Linked DNA regions of Homo sapiens: region 2 is linked to region 1. A link is an interaction called in ENCODE POLR2A ChIA-PET data of the cell type or tissue named here. Cell type or tissue: Panc1. All regions are shown on one strand. Links, peaks and the distances in the headings refer to the core of each region. The heading gives the core; the rest is flanking DNA.

What was found. ChIA-PET counts read pairs that join two places held together with the same protein. Peaks named below come from ENCODE experiments on the same cell type or tissue, not always from the same donor. Only the 100,000 strongest peaks of a DNase experiment are listed, where the experiment ranks them.
Region 2: POLR2A ChIA-PET joins it to region 1 with 10 read pairs; 3 of 35 experiments call an interaction of 5 or more read pairs at or near these places.

The regions. Positions count from the first base shown.
Region 1 is chr3:142,123,425-142,132,827 of GRCh38, forward strand. The region is part of intron 1 of TFDP2 (transcription factor Dp-2); the gene reads right to left. Among named protein-coding and RNA genes, the nearest start is that of TFDP2, 21 kb to the right of the region's middle. In Panc1, for the core only: CTCF peaks have their summits at 2,905 (motif pointing right), 3,110 and 6,509; a DNase peak (open chromatin) is centred at 2,977; H3K27ac peaks cover 724 bases.
Region 2 is chr3:142,253,310-142,262,712 of GRCh38, forward strand. No RefSeq gene overlaps it. Among named protein-coding and RNA genes, the nearest start is that of GK5, 32 kb to the left of the region's middle. In Panc1, for the core only: no CTCF peak of the experiment used is centred there; no DNase peak of the experiment used is centred there.

The DNA.
Region 1 (9,403 bases), core at 914-8,913:
CGCCCAGCAATTTTTGTATTTTTATTAGAGATGGGGTTTTGCCACATTGACCAGGCTGGTCTTGAACTCCTGACCTCAAATGATCCACCTCCCTAGGCCTCCCAAAGTGCTGGGATAACAGGCTTGAGCAACTGCACCCGGCCCATTTATGTAAAGCTATGGCATGCAAAATGATGAAATAATGAAAAGTGATGAATAATTACTTAATAGGATTATATTTTACCAAGAATGTATATGTAATTTTGTCAAATTCCTCTCAAGAATCTATGGATATATTTTTCATTATGCATCACTAAAGAAACAATCCCATTAAATAAAAGAAAGAAATGATTTCTACTATTATCACTCACCACTATTATTTAACAGTGTTCTATAGGTTACTAACCAACACAACCAGATGAAAGATAGAAGTATATAAAGCAGAACTGAAGCAGTAAAACTATTATTATTTACATATGATTACAACTGTTTACAGAGCAACCCCAAGAGATTCAACTGGAGATGACCGATAACAAAATTAATCCCCCCAAATTAGCAGCTTACTTATACACAAGAACCATGTCTTCTAATAACAACTATGTAAAGACATAATGGAAAAAATTAACTCATTTACATAGAAAAAAACAAGAAAAAAACATCAGGAAGAAACTCAGCAAGAAATACATAGGGATACAAAAAACAAATGGAAAAAAATGCCAGGTTCTTGAGTGACAAAACGCAAAATCATAACAATACTAACTGCCCCCAAATTAATCTATGAATAGAATGAATCACAATAAAATTAACAATATCTTTTCCTTTTAATTTGCTCAACTGATTCAAAAGTTAATGTGGTAAAATAAGCAAGAATAGCCATAAAATTATGGAAACACAGAAGGATTGACCTCATCCAATTATTTAAACAAGTTGTAAAGTCACAATAATTAAAATATCATACACTGATAAGTGAAAAAGCATACAGATAGAGGGAACAGAAAAGTATAGGAAAAGACCTAAATCCACAAAGAAATTTAGCTGACACTTCAAATCAGTGAGGTATGAATGCATTGGGTGAATTATTTCAATAAAGAAGTGACAACTGAGTAATCATATAGAAAAAATTAGTTAGAGCCATAATTTATACCTCACTCAAAATAAATTTCAGATAGCCCATAGAATTCAACGTAATTTTTTTGGTAAGAGAAGAAAACACGGAAGTTAAATTTTTTAATTTTCTGAGTGTGGAAGATCTTTCTAAATATGAAACCAAGCCCAGAAAAGTCTTCAAAGTAAAGACTGATATGACTACAAAAAATGCACATTTTTTTTTACATTTAAAGAAAACATCACTATGTAAATCATAAGAAAATAAACTGGAAAAATTGTATCTGCAACTTATACTATAGAAAGTTAACTTCTACCTTGTGAACTATGAGCTCCTAAAAATAAGTAGAAGAGTGACAGCCTAAAGAAAAAGTAGGCAAAGAATATATAACAGAAAACACAAATGAGCTGGGCATTGTAGATTACACCTGTAACTCCAGTGCTCTGGGACGCCAAGGTGGGAGTATTGCTCGAGGCCAGGAGTTTGAGACCAGTGTGGACAACATAAGGTGATTCCATCTTTACCGAAAAAAAAAAATTTTTTTTAAATTAGCCAATCGTGGTGGCATGTGCCTGCTGTCCCAACTATTTGGGAGGCTGAGGCAGGAGGATCATTTGAGCCCAGTAGTTCAAGGCTGCAGTGAGCTATTATCATGTAACTGCATTCCAGCCTGGGTGACAAAGTGAAGCTCTATCTCAAAGAAACAAACAAAAAATCCCACAAATTGCTTCTAAACATATAAAAATACGTTCAGCCCACTCATAAGAGAAATGTAAAATAAGGTTTCAAGACAAGATGAAAAGACTGATACCAATACATTGTCCTGAGAAACATGAGGGAAAACAGAGTTTGCCTTACGTTAGTGGTGGAAGAATAAACAGGCATAATCTTTTATGGAGGGCAGTGTCACCATATCCAACACAAATAGAAATTTATACATCCTTCTATGAGCTTTTTCTAGAGTCATATGAAATCATACACATACACACACACGCACACACACACATATATCTATATGGATACTCACTACAGTGTCATTTATATAGCAAAAGATTGGAAAACCCATAACTGCGTATCAATAGTAGACTAGCTAAACACATCATGGCCTAAAAAAAATGAGGCAGCTCATTGTGTATTGATATAGAGTGACCTCCAGTATAAACTGTTCTGTGAAAAAAAGAAAGTTATAAAGAAGTATGTGTAGTACATTACCATCTGTATAAAAAGATTCTCTCAAGGCAAAGGAACTGGCTAGCTGAGAGAAAAACATTTTAATTTTCTTTTCTTTTTTATTAATTCTTACAAAATAGTAGGATGACTCATGGCCTCTCATATCATTTGTATTTTGTACCATGAACACAAACTATCTATGCAACAAATTAACTTAATTTTTTAAATTGTATATTTTCCTTCACATAGAAACAATATTTGTTTTCTTAATGCAAGCAGAAATAACCTAAAGTAACAGACATATTTTAAGATATTTTAGATAGAACCCTTTCTTAGGGGGCTTGAAAAGACTTTGTTATATTGTAATCAAATCCTATGTCAAAAAAAGTATGTTTCTTCAATAGTATAGAGAACAACTAAACAACACCAAATCCACTAAATCTGACACAGGATGCAAATTAGCTACTTACCAGTCATGGGGTTCCCAGAATTTTTTTCTTTTCTTTTTTTTTTTTTTTTGAGATGTAGTCTCTCTCTGTCACCAGGCTGGAGTGAAGTGGCACGATCTTGGCTCACTGCAACCTCCGCCTCCCGGATTCAAGCGATTCTCCTGCCTCAGCCTCCCGAGTAGCTGGGACTACACATTCCCAGATTTTATTACAGAAACAACACAGTTTTTTTAAAAGCCAGAAGGTGGCGACGTTACTTCATCAAAGTCCCTCTGATACATGTATCTGAGCCTCCTATTCTTTGTTATTAACCTATTTTTCCTCTTCTTTATGTCTCTTATTGCCCTTTTGGATGCCTTTCTATAGTTCTGAAACTGCAATAACCATTAGTAGAAATGCACACAGAAAAAACTCCTGAGTTTATAATAATATTATTTTTACATGAAAATAACATAATTAAAATGTACTATAAGGTTCTTTGGTTAAATATGAACACACAGGTCTCTATCCATCCCTTCTTGAAATTACAGTAAAATTGGCCGGGCATGGTGGCTCATGCCTGTAATCCCAGCATTTTGGGAGGCTGAGGCGGGCAGATCATTTGAGGTCAGGAGTTCAAGACCAGCCTGGCCAACATGGTGAAACCCCGTTTCTACCGAAAATACAAAAATTAGCCAGGCAGTGGTGGCGTGCCTGTAATCCCAGCTACTCAGGAGGCTGAGGCAGGAGAATCGCTTGAACCCGGAAGGCGGAGGTTGCAGTGAGCCAAGGTCTTGCCGCTGCACTCCAGTCTGGGTGACAGAGTGAGACCTTGTCTCAAAAAAAAAAAAAAAAAAATTACAGTAAAATGATGTTAAAAAGATAAAAAAGGATAAACCCATCAAAAACATATATGTTATATATACAGATATCTTATAGATATCTATAAGATGTAATGTATATGTAATTAGATGTATCTACCTATATAATTATATATAGATGATCAGATATATCTATATCCCTAGAGACATACAGATATATGTATCTATAAGATATATCTTAATTATATAACTTATCTATAAGATATATATTAATATTATATATTAACATATTATAGATATTACAGGTATCTATATCTCACACCTCAACCTTCTGAGTCGCTAGGACTACAGACAGACATGTTTCACTACACTCCGCTTTTTTTTTTTTTTTTTTTTTTGAGACAGAGTCTCGCTGTGTTGCCAGCCTGCAGTGCAGTGGCAAGATCTCGGTTTACTGCAACCTCTAACTCCCGGGTTCAAGCAATTATCCTGCTTCAGCCTCCCCAGTAGCTGGGATTACAGGCGTGCACCACTAGGCCCAGCAAATTTTTGTAATTTTTGTAAAAATACAAATAATTTTTTGTATTTTTAGTAGGGATGGGGTTTCACCATGTTGGCCAGGATGGTCTCCATCTCTTGACCTCGTGATCTGCCCACCTCGGCCTCCCAAAGTGCTGGGATTACAGAAGTGAGCCACTGTACCCGGTCAGTATTCTGCTTTTTTAATAAAACTTTTTGTTGAGATGGGATCTCACTGTGTTGCCCAGGCTGGTCCTGAATTGGCCTCAAGCAATTCTCCCACTTCAGCCTCCCAAACCATTTATAAGTTATATATACATAATTAAAATATATCTTACATATATCTCATCACAAAGGCTTAAGAATTGAAGCCATCTGAAAGTAACAATCTCAGTTGGGGCTGTTAATAAAAAGACTTGATTGAAAGTTTGAATAAAGTCTTAACCCATGTAGCTAAGAAACTGCCCCTTCTGGCTGAGCCCAGTGGCTCACACTTACAATTCCAGTGCTTTGGGAAGCCAAAGTGGAAGGAATACCCGAGGCCAGTTCAGGATCAGCCTGGGCAACACAGTGAAACTTCATCTTAACAAAAAGATTTTTTAAAAAAGGCAGAGTGTAGCGGCACATGTCTGTCCATAGTCCTAGCTACTCAGGAGGCTGAGGTGGGACGACTGCTTAAGCCCCGGAACTTGAGGTTACAAGCTATAATCACACCACTGCACTCCAGCCTGGGCAAGAGCAACACCCTGTCTCAAAAAAGAAAGAAAGACAGAAAATGCCCCTTCTGCATCCCAGCAAGAAACAAATGGTTTACCTTTTAAGGACATAGAAACTAGGTACACAAAAGGGTTGTGTATTATATCATCTCACAAAAAGATTAAATGAAGATTTACATGCTGTACAGTGGACCTCAGGCCTCTTCCCCAAACCAGCTTCCAGAACGCAAAACAATCGGCCTGGGACTAGGAGATCCCTCTGCGAGGGAAAGTGATCCAAGAGAAAAGACCTGCAAGCACTCAATCACCCTGTGTAAGGCTTACACTTAACAACTCCCATGGACAAAGAGTTTTTACTCAGCTTTTTATTGATTCGGTCTTTAATCTGAACAGATGGCCAAAGTTTACTAAACAACTGAGGAAAATCTCTAACATGAAATAAAGAGGCCAAGATAACAAAACAGGAGACACCAAATTAACAGACAAAATAGAAAGAAAGAAAGAAAAAAGAGAAGGAAGGAAAAAAGAAAGAGAGGGAGGGAGGGGAAGTAGAACAGAAGCAGGGGATTTGGGGAGGAGAAAGAAGCAAAGGAAGGGTAGGAATTCTCCCACAAAGTAAAACAAAGAAATTTTTTTTTAAAGTAGAAAAGCTTGAGAAGAGTTCTTCCATCCAGGAGGTCCAACTACATGGAATTCCAAAGGAAAAAGAGGAAAAAAGGGAAATAAATTAATTATAAAAAAGAAATGCAACTTTCTTTTTTTTTTTGGCAACACAGTAACTAATATGAAAATGTCATCTTAATAAAACATCTAGAAATGCTGGATAAATTAGTCTGTCAAATGCTGAGCTCACAAAAGAGTAAAGCTTTCAGCAACCCTGGAGGAACCTGTCAATACGAGTAACTAAGATTTTTGGCTTTTAATGCCCTTAAAGTAGACAAGGCCTCAGAAACCTTGTCTGCATGAAGCGCAGAGCTGGTATTGAGGGTTTCACCATTTTTTACACATTCTCAGTGCAAGAATGGACAGGGGAGGCTGGTTAAAAAAAAAAATCAACCAACAGCAAAGGAATAACAAGAAAATGTCTCTGCCTAGCTACAGACTCTAGAAACTGGGGGTTGCTGGAGGAAGTAACAGCTAAAAATCCTCAGATTCAGAAATGACAATGACTCCCAATTAAAGAAAAAACAAAAATAACTTTCCTAGACACAGCAAAACATTACAAATAAAGAGATCTTAAAAAAAGGTGGAGAATGATACCAAAGGCACAGGCAATAAAAAGACAGACATACTAGACAATGAAAAATTTGAAATTCCACACAAAAAAAGACAGTATTAACAGAGTAAAAATGCTCCCACTGAATGGGGGAAAATATTTGCAAATCATATATTTGATAAGGGTTTCATATCTAGAATATATAAAGAACCCCTATAATGCAACAATTTTTAAAAAAAGAACCCAAACAACCAGATTAAAAACTAGGCTCAAGTGATCCTCCTGCCTCAGCCTCCTGAGTAGTTGGGACTACAGGAAATGGTGGCTTGTGCCTGTGGTCCCAGTTACTCAGCAGGCCAAACCAGCCTGGACAACATAGCAAGATCCCATCTTTTACAAAAAAATTAAAACTAGGCAAAGGATTTAAATTTATATTTCCCCAAAGAAGCATGTGAAAAGATACTCAACATCCCTAATGATTAGGGAAATGCAAATCAAAACCACAATGAGATACCACCTCACACTCATTAGGATGGCTACCATCAAACAAACAGAAAATAACAAGTGTTAGCAAGGGTGTAGTGAAATTAGAATACTTGTGCCCTGCTGGTAGGAATGTAAAGTGGTACAGTCACTGTGGAAAATAATACGGCAGTTTCTCAAAAACGTAAAAATAAAATTACCTTATGATGTAGCATATACCCATATACTTTTGGGTATATACTCCAAAAAAATTGAAAGCAAGGTCTCAAAGAGCTTTTTGCATAACCATATTCACAGCAGCATTATTCATAATGGTTAAAATGTAGAAGCAACACAAGTGTCCACTGACAGATAAATGGATCATCAAAATGTAACATATACATAGAGTATTATTCAGCCTTAATAAGGCATGATATTCTGACATATGCTACATTGATGAACTGTGAGGACATTATGCAAAGTGAAATAGGCCAGTCACAAAAGACAAATATTGTATGATTCCCCACATATGAGGTACCCAGAGTAATCTAATTCACAGAGACAGAAAGTAGAATGGTGGTTATCAGTGGCTGGGAGGAAGGAGGAATGGGAATTATTGTTTGTTTGTTTTTTTACCGTATTTACTATTTCTTTTTTTTTTTTTATACTTTTAAGTTTTAGGGTACATGTGCACAACGTGCAGGTTTGTTACATATGTATACATGTGCCATGTTGGTGTGCTGTACCCATTAACTCATTATTTAACATTGGGTATATCTCCTAATGCGATCCCGGGAATTATTGTTTAATTGGTACAGCGTTTCAGTTTTGCAAGATGCAAGTTCTGAAGATGGATGGTGGTGATGGTTACACAACAATATGAATGTACTTCCTAACACTGAACTGTGTACTTAAAAATGGTTAAGATGGGCAGGGCGCGGTGGCTCATGCCTGTAATCCCAGCACTTTGGGAGGCCGAAGGGGATGGCTCACCTGAGGTCAGGAGTTCAAGACCAGCCTGGCCAACATGGTGAAACCTCATCTCTACTAAAAATACAAAAAATTAGCCAAATGTGGTGGTGGGCGCCTGTAATCTCAGCTACTCGGGAGGCTGAGGCAGGAGAATCGCTTGAACGCAGGAGGCGGAGGTTGCAGTGAGCCAAGATCACGCCATTGCACTCCAGCCTGGGCAACAAGAGCGAAACTACGTCTCAAAAAAAAAAAAAAAAGGGAAAACAAAATACAATTGCTATTTACAAGAAACATGCCTAAAGTATACCCATAGAAAGTAACAAATTGAAAAAAGATGACGTGTCTCTATAAACATAGACAAATTGTATTTAGAGTAAGAATATTATTGAGGATAAAGAAGATAGTGATTAAAGAAAGGTAGTATTTAGCAGGAAGACACAAATAGACAAAAATAATCCAAATTTGAATACATTTCATAACATAATTTATAAACATATAAAGCAAAAACTGACTATTTTACAAGGAGAAACTAAGAAATCCACAATCATACAAGACAATTTTAATACACACCTCTCAGTAATAAAGAGACAAAAACTGAAATCAGGGCACATAAAATGTGAGTAACTCTGTAAGTTTGATCTAAGAGACATAGGCAGAAATCTGCTCCCAAAATGCGAGAGTACACCCTGTCTACCAAAGAATTATCTCCCAAACAATGTCAACAAGGACCCATATGTTAAATTGTAAGTAAATTTATGATTAGCAACAAATTAATACAGATCAATACAAAAATTAATAAACACTTGGAGTATATAATGGTAAAGAAAATCCAACACCAACAAAGAATACTTAGTAATAAATGTAGTAAGAAATGCGTAACGCCTATCAGAAAGAATTAAAAACACATGTCTGGCCGGGCACGATGTCTCATGCCTGTAATCCCAGCATTTTGAGAGGCCGAGGCGGGCAGACCACCTGAGGTCAGGAGTTCGAGACCAGCCTGGCCAACATGGCAAAATCCCATCTCTACTAAAAATACAAAGGTTAGCTGGACGTGGTGGCACATGCCTGTAATCCCAGCTACTCGGGAGGCTGAGGTGGGAGAATCACTTGAACCCGGGAGGCAGAGGTTGCAGTGAGCCAAAATCGCTTCATTGCACTCGTCTGGGCAATGGAGCAAGACTCCGTCTCAAAAAAAAAAAAAAAAAAAGTCTAAACAAAACCTTGTATAAAAATGTTCATAGCAATATTACCAAAATAGTAAAAAAGTATACATAATCCAAATGTCCACCAACTGATAAACAAATATGGCATATATGAAACATTATTTTGCAATATAAAGGGATGATTATTGATATACTCTGCAGCATGCATAAACCTTGAAAATGTTATGCCAAGCCACATACTATATGATTCCACTTAAATGAAATATTCAGAATAGGCAAATCCATAGACTCAGAACATAGATTAGTAGTTTCCAAGGCTGGGAAGAGAAGGGGATGGGAAGTAACTGCTAATGAGTATGGGGTTTTTTTAAGAGTGATGAAAATGTTCTGGAACTAGGTAGTGATGATGGCTGCACATATTTGTAAATATACTAAACAACCACATCTTTATACATCTTTTAAAAAACAATGTTATAGGGCTGGGTGTGGTGGCTCACACCTGTAATTCCAGCACTTTGAGACTCTGAGAGGCTGAGGTGGGCAGATCACGAGGTCAGGAGATCAAGACCATCCTGGCTAACACAATGAAACCCCGTCTCTAGAAAAAATACAAAAAATTAGCCGGGCATGGTGGTAAGCGCCTGTAGTTCCAGCTACTTGGGAGGCTGAGGCAGGAGAATCGCTTGCACCCGGGAGGCAGAGGTTGCAGTGAGCCAAGATCACACCACTGCACTTCAGCCTGGGCAACAGATTAAGACGCTATCTCAAAAAAAAAAAAAAAAGGATATTATGACATGTGAATTGTATCTCAATAAAGCTTTAAAAAAAAAAACCGTATGAGGAAAATGT
Region 2 (9,403 bases), core at 507-8,506, 130 kb after region 1:
GAATTGAACAAGTAGAAGAAAGAATTTCAGAGCTTGAAGAGAAGGCTTTTGAATTAACCCAATCAGACAAAGACAAGGAAAAAAGAATTTTTCAAAAATGAACAAAGCTTCCAAGAAATTTGGGATTATGTTAAACAGGCAAACCTAAGAATAATTGGTGTTGCCAAGGAAGAAAAGAAATCTAAAACTTTGGAAAACATATTTGAGGAAATAATCAAGGAAAACTTTCCTGGCCTCACTAGAGACCTAGACATTCTACCCAATAATTGCAGAATATACATTCTTTCCATCAGCACATGGAACATTCTCCAAGATAGACCATATGATAGGCCACAAAACAAGTCTCAATAAATTTAAGAAATTTGAAACTATATCAAGTACCCTCTCAGACCACAGTGGAATAAAATTGGAAATTAACTCCAAAAGGAACCCTCAAAACTATACAAGTACCTGGAAATTAAATAATCTGCTACTGAATGATCTTTGGGTCAACAATGAAATCAAGATGGAAATGTAAAAATTCTTTGAACTGAATGATAATAGTGACACAACTTATCAAAACCTCCAGGACACAGCAAAAGTGGTGCTAAGAGGAAAGTTCATAGCATTAAATTTAACAAAAAGTCTGAAAGAGCACAAATAGATGATCCAAGGTCACACCTCAAGGAACTAGAGGAACAAGAACAAACCAAACCCAAACTGAGCAGAAGAAAAGAAAAAACAAAGATTAGAGCAGAAATAAATGAAATTGAAAAAAAATACAAAAGATAAATAAACAAAAAGCTGGTTCTTTGAAAAGACAGACAAAATTGATAGACCATTAGTGAGATTAACCAAAAAAAGAAGAGAGAAAATCTAAATAAGCTCAATTGGAAACGAAACAGGAGATACTACAAGTGATACCACAGAAATACAAAAGATCATTCAAGGCTATTATGAACACGTTTATACACAAAAACTAGAAAATCTAGAGGAGATGGATAAATTCCTGGAAATACACAACCCTCCTAGATTAAATCAGGAAGAAATAGAAACTGAACAGACTAATAACAAGTAGCAAGATTGAAATAGTAATTTTTTAAAAATTGCCAACAAAAAAAGTCCAGGACCAGATGGATTCACAGCTGAATTCTCTCAGGCATTCAAAGAATAATTGGTTCAAAATTATTCCAAAAGATAGAGAAAGAGGGAATCTTCTCTAAATCATTCTACGAAGCCAGTGTTGAAACAGGAGACAGCCAAATGCTGCCCAGGTCATTGTGCACATGGGGCTTGCCTAAACACACCCACAGTGAAAAATTTTGTCCACTAACACATGCACAGTAAGAGAAATAAATCAACGTGGAGTGGCTCAGACTAAGGGCCCATCTGTGCACTGGGAGAATGGTGTGGAGCCATCAGGAATTTGCACCTTATGCAGGAGGGAAGAAGCCTGTCCTCTTCAGCTCTTGTGTGGTGGTCCAGTATTCAATCTGTGAGGTGGGAGCCTGTTGGCAGGACCCCCTCTTTTTTGCTGAGAGCGTTCTTTTAATAAATTCCACTCTCCTCACCTTTCAATTTGTTCACATGCCTAATTTTTCCTGGGTATTAGACAAGAACCCAGATTTAAATAAACTAAGGAACAAAAAATCTTGCTTCAGTACCACCCTAATACCAAAACAAGGAAAGAACATAACAAGGAAAGAAAATTACAGACCAATATCTCTGATGAACATAGATGCAAAATTCCTCAACAGAATACTAGCTAACTGAATCAAACAGCATATCAAAAAGATAATACACCATGATCAAGTGGATTTCATACCACGGATGTAGGGATGGTTTAACATATGGAAGTCAATAAATGTGATACATCACATAAACAGAATTAAAAACAAAAATCATATAATCATCTCAACAGATGCAGAAAAAGCATTTGACAAAATCCAGCATCACTTTATGATTAAAACCTTCAGCAAAATCAGCATAGAAGAGACATACCTCAAGGCAATAAAAACCGTCTATGACAAACCCACAGCCAACATTATACTGAATAGGGAAAACTCAAAAGCATTCCCCCTGAGAAGGGGAACAAGACAAGGATGCCCACTTTCACCACTTCTATTCAACATAGTACTGGAAGTGCTAGCCAGAGCAATCAGACAAGAGAAAGAAATTAAGGGCATCCAAATTAGTAAAGAGGAAGTCCAGCTGTCACTGTTCGCCGATGATATGATTATATACCTAGAAAACCCTAAAGACTCATCCAAAAATCTCCTACATCGATAAATGAATTCAGTAAAGTTTCAGGGTACAAAATCAATGAACACAAATCAGTAGACTGCTATACACCAACAATGACGAAGCTGAAAATCAAATCAAGAACTCAACCCCTTTTACAACAGCTACAAAAAAAAAAAAAATACAATAAAATATTTAGGAATATACCTAACCAAGGAGATGAAAAAGCTCTACAAGGAAAACTACAAAACACTGCTCAAAGAAATTATCGATGACACAATAAAATGAAAATGCATCCCATGCTCATGGATGGGTAGAATTGATATTGTGAAAATGACCATACCAATGCCAAAAGCAGTCTACAAATTCAACGCAATTCCCATCAAAATACCATCATCGGCTGGGTGCAGTGGCTCACGCCTGTAATCCCAGCACTTTGGGAGGCTGAGGTGGGGGGATCCCAAGGTCAAGAGTTCGAGACCAGCCTGACCAACATGGTGAAACCCCATCTGTACTAAAAACACAGAAATTAGCTGGGTGTGGTGGCGTGCGCCTGTAATCCCAGCTACTCAGGAGGCTGAGGCAGGAGAATCGCTTGAACCCAGGAGGCAGAGGTTGCAGTGAGCTGAGATTGCGCCACTGCACTCCAGTCTGGGCAACGGAGCAAGACTCCGTCTCAAAAAAAAAAAAAAAAGAAGCCAGCTCAAACCAACTAGAAGTAAGATGGCAATGAAAGTGACCTCTGATTACCCTCACTGCTCATTATAGGCTAATTATAATGCATTCACATGCTAAAAGACATGCCCACCAATGCCGTGATAGTTTACAAATGCCATGGCAACACCTGGAAGTTACCCTATATGGTCTGTAAGGGGGAGAAACCCCTGGTTCTGGGAGCTCCTTGCCCCTTTTCCAGAAAACTCATGAAACAATCCTCCTCTTGTTTAGCATATCATCAAGAAATAGCCATCAAATAGCCAGCTAGCAGCAACCCCCACAGCACAACTCTGCCTATGCTGTAGGCTTTATTTCATTTGTTTCCTTAATAAACTTGCTTTCACTTTATTCTCTCATCTCGTTCTTGAATTCTTTCCTCCATGAAGCCAAGAAAGCATTGGCCTCCCAGGCTGAACACCAATTTTTCGGGTTCCACTTTGTCAAAAGGTTGCTCTCAAAAACAGAGGAGGTTGTGGTGAAAGGCAATTGGGAGGAGATTCAAGACACAGGCTAAACCATGGGCCAGCTTGTCTGCAGGAGAGAACCAGAGAAAGACACAGCTGGGAGGAGCACCCTGGTGTCAGAACAAATATCCAATACTGACACCCAGACCTATCTCTTTGAAGGAGCCTGAATTTTACTGGATTAGTTCTAGATTAATTTATGCCCTTGTAACCGCCCAAGGGGTTCACCTTCCCCGATGGGTAGGCAGAGCCAATTCATCAAGACAGGGGAATTGCAATAGAGAAAGAATAATTCACACAGAGCTGGCTGTGCGGGAGACCGGAGTTTTATTATTACTCAAATCAGTCTCTCCGAGAATTCAAGAAGCAGAGTTTGTAAAGATAACTTGATGGGTAGCGGGGCGTGGAAGCCAGCGAGCCAGGCGTGCTGATTGGTCAGAGATGAAATAATAGAGAACCGAAGCTGTCTTCCTGCACTGAGTCAGTTCCCGGGTGGCGGGAGCCACAAGAGCAGATGAGCCAGTTTATTGATCTGGGTGGTGCCAGCTGATCCATCAAGTGCAGGGTCTGCAAAATATCTCCAGCACTGATCTTAGGAGCAGTTAGGGAAGGTCAGAATCTTTTAGACTCCAGCTGCATGACTCCTAAACCATAATTTCTAATCTTGTGGCTTATGTTAGTCCTACAAAGGCAATCTAGTTCCCAGGCAAGAAGGAGGTCTGCTTTGCGAAGGGGCTGTTACTGTCTTTGTTTAAACTATAAAGTAAGTTTCTCCCAAAGTTAGTTCAGCCTATGCCCAGGAATGAACAAGAGCAGCTTGGAGGTTAGAAGAAAGATGGAGTCAGTAAAGTTAGATCTCTTTCACTGTCTCAGTCATAATTTTGCAAAGGTGGTTTCACCCTCTAAGGCTTCTCTGAAAACAATAGAACAACTAGCTAGCAATTCATGGAGTTTAACAGAGGGGTATAGTCAGGGAAAGAAATGAGGTGAACACAGCCAAGTCCACTGCCCTGCCAGGGTGACTGTGTTCATCCCCACCTGGGCCTCCTTGAGGAGCAACATGAGAGGCTTAGTACTGCAGAGGGGCTGGGGGTGGGGGAGAAACTAGACTTCATTAAAATAGTCCAGCCAGTCACTAAACAAATAAACAGCAAATAATACCAACAAGCTCTGGAAGGGGTAGGGACAGACCCAGAGTGGCTACCATATGTTATCTACAATGTATCACACCTGTAATCCCTTTGGGAAGCTGAAGATGGAGGATCCCTTAAGCTGAAGAGTTTGAGACCAGCCTGGGCAATATGGTGAGACCCCCATCTCTACAAAAGATACAAAAAATTAGCCAGATGTGGTGGTGTGCCCCTGTAGTCCCAGCTACTCAGGTGGCTGAGGCAGGAGAATTGCTTGAGCCCGGGAGGTCAAGGCTGCAGTGAGCCATGAGTGTGCCATTGCACTCCAGCCTGGGTGACAGTGAGACCCTATCTCAAAAATAAATAATAAATAGGCTGTCCTGCCTGTGGAGTAACCATTCTTTTATTCTTTTACTTTCTTAATAAACTTGCTTTCACTTTACAGACTCGCCCTGAATTCTTTCTTGCTTGAGGTCCAAGAACCCTGTCTTGGGGTCTGGATCAGGACCCCTTTCTGGTAACAATCATACCACTGCATTCCAGCCTGGGTAATGGGAGTGAGACCCTGTCTCAAAAAATAAACAAACAAACAAATAAATAAATAAATATGTTCAAAGACCTAAGAGAAACCACAAAGAAGTAAAGGAAGTTGTGATGACAATATCACACTAAATACAAAATATCAATAAAGGGATAGAAATTATAAAAAGCACCAAATGGAAATTCTGCAGTTGAAATTTGTAAATGGAAAAAATCACTGAAATGAAAAAAAAAAGATTTGAGCTAGCAGATGAAACACTTAGTGAACTTGAAGATAAGTCGATAGAAATTACATAATCCAAAGAACAGGAAGAAAAAGAAATGAAAAATAATAAAGCCTCAAAGAAATGTGGGACACCATTTAGCACACCAACATATATGTAATGGGAATGCCAGAAGGAGCAGACAGAGACGAGCAGAAAAAATATTCAAAGAGATAATGGCTAGAAACATCCCATACTGAAAAACACCAACCTATGTATCTAGGAAGCTCAAGGGACTTCAAGTAGGATAAACACAAAGAAGTCCAAAAACAGACCATCATAGTAGAAATACTGAAGGTCAAAGACAAAGGGATAATCTTCAAAACCACAAGAAAAAAACAGTTCATCACTTACAAGAGAACTCTAGGAAAATATAATTATGAAAGATAGTATAAATGCATATTTTGTTTTTCTTCTCTTATTTAAAAAGCAATTGTGTAAAATGTGTATATATTGCTGAGCCTAAAACATATAGGATTTTTATATATTTTTATATATATATTATATATATAATATATTATATATACTATATATATTATATATATATATATAAATTTATATATAAATTTTTAATATATTTGCCAATAAAAACCCAAAGGAGGTGATTGGAAGCAAAGCTGTTTTGAACTAAGTGACTACAGATGGTAAAATAATAATTATAACAATATATTACTTCGTCTGTAACATTACTAGAGTTAACATGTACAACGAAACCAAAAAAGGAAGGGGGAAGAATAGACTTATATAAAAATAGTGCCTCTATATCTCACTTGAATTAAGTTAGTATAAATCTGAAGTTAATTCTAATTTGTTAAGAAGCCCTTGTTACCAGTGGAGCGTGTCCAGTTTCTTGGCATCTCAAACAAAGAATTTGACAAAACGCACAAACAAAGCAAGTAAAGAATGAAGCAACAAAAGCAGAGATTTACTGAAAACAAAAGCACACTCCACAGGGCAGGAGCATAGGGGCTCAAGAGCCGAATTACAGAGTTTTCTGGGGTTTAAATACCCTCTAGAGGTTTCCATTGGTTACTTGGTGTACTCCCTATGTAAATGAAGAGGCTAAAGTGAAGTTGCAAAGTTATTTGCTTGGTGTACACCCTGTAAATGAAGAGGATATTTCCTGTCATAGCTGAAGTGTTTCCATTTGATTTAGTTCTAGGAAGTCCTTAGGTTCCCTGCCTCTAGGCCCTATTCTTCTGCCTCATACTGAAAAAACAAACCTCAAAAAGTAGGAAAAAAAATCACTATAGAAATGTAAATACTTCATTAAAAAATATTCACTTAATGCAAAAGATAGCAGTAAAGGAAGAATAGAGGACCAAAAAAGAGATGAGACACATAGAAAATAAGTAAAATGGTAGACATAAATCCAACTATATCAACAATAGCATTCAATATGAATTTATTAAACAATCTAATTAAGGGCAGAACTTGTAAAACTGAATTTTAAAAAACAAGATCTAACTATGTAATATCTATGGAGAATATAATTTAGATTCAAAGATACAAATAGATTGAAAGTAAAAGGATGGAAAAAGATTTGCAAATCACCACCACAAGAATTGAAATGGCTATCCTAATATCAAACAAAATAAACTGTAAAACAAAAATGTTAGTAGAAATAAGAGGAAATTTATAATGAAAAAAGATAAGACTCAAATTGTTGCTGGAGAGCTTAGGTTGGTCTCCAGGTGCTGGTGAGGCCCCAGCCCCAGGCGGGTGTTCCAGGTTCTTGAAACCATTGCGAGAAAGAATTCAGGGATGAGACAGAATAAAACAAAAGACAAGAAGCGTTTTTTCTGTTTTTTGTTTTGTTTTGTTTTGTTTTTGAGATGGAGTCTTGCTCTGTCACCCAGGCTGGAGTGCAATGGCATAATTTTGGCTCACTGCAACCTCCGCCTCCTGGGTTCAAATGATTCTCCCATGTCAGCCTCCAAAGTAGCTGGAATTACTGGCATGCACCACCACACCCAGCTAATTTTTGTATGTTTAGGAGAGACGGGTTTTGCCGTGTTGGCCAGGTTGGTCTCGAACTCCTGACCTCAAGTGATCCGCCCACCTAGGCCTCCCAAAGTGCTGGGATTACAGGTGTGAGCCACCAGGCCCAGCCAAGAAGCTTTCATTGCAAAGCAAAAGTACACACTTAAGAGCGAGAGTGGCTAGGGGTGTGCTCGGGAGGGTGAGTCACATGCAACAGAGTTTGGGTTTCTAATTTTATGGACTCTTCTAATAAAGGAGTAGAATAATCATGAAGTCTTCTAGGAAAAATGTGGCGATTTACTAGAATTGGGTTGCCACACATTTTGGGCATGCCCGGATCTGTCATGGCGTTGGTGGGTGTGTGCTTTAGTATGGTAATGAACGTATAATGAGGTCTGGGGTAAGGTATGGATCAAATCCAGCACCATGGTGAACCCAGTTGGTTTCAATCAGGTTAGCACCATCCTGTTTGTTAGGGTCTTACCATCCCAGGCTTGTTCTTATCCTTGTAGCTAATTTTAACAGCTCCTTTCTTGCTGCTACCTGAAATTGCTGGGTGTTTCTTAATTAGAAGATGGAATAATGACTGGGCCCAGTGGCTCAGACCTGTAATCCCAGAAGTTTGGGAGGCTGAGGTGGGAGGATTGCTTGAGGCCAGGAGTTTGAGACCAGCCTGGTCAACATAGTGAGACCCCACCTCTATAAAGGAAAAAAAATTAAGAAAAAAGAAGATGAAATAATTATTAGGTATTTAGGAAAAGAAGGGGATTTCAGTGAAAACCCCTCTCCTTTATTTGGGTTTCCCTGGAAGAGTCATGGACAGGTCACCCAAACCCGAATTTTGGCAATTTTCTCTCCCTTATTTTGGGTTTTCTATTCTGTAGTTTCTTTGCATAGTTCCTGTTTTAGCTGTTTGGGGTTTTCTATCCTCCTGCCACCACCCAGTGCTATTCTTCTCTCTCAAAATTACTAGAATCAGGCAGTGTTACTACTGACCTTATAGACATGAAAAGATTATATAGGAATATTATGAATAACTGCATGCCAATAAATTAGATAATCTATGGGCTGCGCACAGTGGCTCATGCCTGTAATCCCAGCACTTTGGGAGGCTGAGGTGGGGGGGATCACTAGAGGCCAGGAGTTTGAGACCAGCCTGGCCAACATGGCAAAACCCTATCTCTACTAAAAATACAAAAAATTAGCCAGGCGTGGTAGCAGGTGCCTGTAATCCCTGCTACTTGGGAGGCTGAGGCACTAGAATTGCTTGAACCTGGGAGGCAGAGGTTGTAGTGAGCCAAGACTGTGCTACTACAGAGTGAGACCCTGTCTCAAAAATAAATACATACATAAATAAAATAACCTAGATAAAATAAATTCCTCAAAGACACAAACTATTAAAAATGACTCAAGAAGAAATAGAAAATCTGAATAGACCTATAACAAATGAAGAAACTGAATTAGTATTTAAAAATTAAAAAACTGCTCACGAAAAAGTCCCAGGTAGCTTCACTGCTCAGTTCTACCAAACATTCAAACGTTCACAGAAAGCTAATACCAACTCTTCATAAACTCTTTCAAAAAATAGAAGAGGAAAAAACACTTCCCAATTCACTATATGAGGCCACTATTACCCTAATATTAAAACTGTACAAAGGCAACACAAGAAATCTACAGCCAGGCGTGGTAGCTCACACCTGTAATCCCAGCACTTTGGGAGGCCGAGGCGGGTGGATCACGAGGTCAGGAGATCGAGACCATCCTGGCTAACATGGTGAAACCCCGTCTCTACTAAAAATACAAAAAATTAGCCGGGGGTGGTGGCGGGCGCCTGTAGTCCCAGCTACTCGGGAGTCTGAGGCAGGAGAATTGCTTGAACCCAGGAGGCGGAGCTTGCAGTGAGCCAAGATCGCGCCATTGCACTCCAGCCTGGGCGACAGAGCGAGACTCCGTCTCAAAAACAAACAAACAAACAACAACCAAAAAAGAAATCTACAGACTGGCCAGGCCCAGTGGGTCATCGCTGTAATCCCAGCACTTTGGGAGGTTAAGGTAGGCAGATACTTAAAGTCAGGAGTTTGAAACC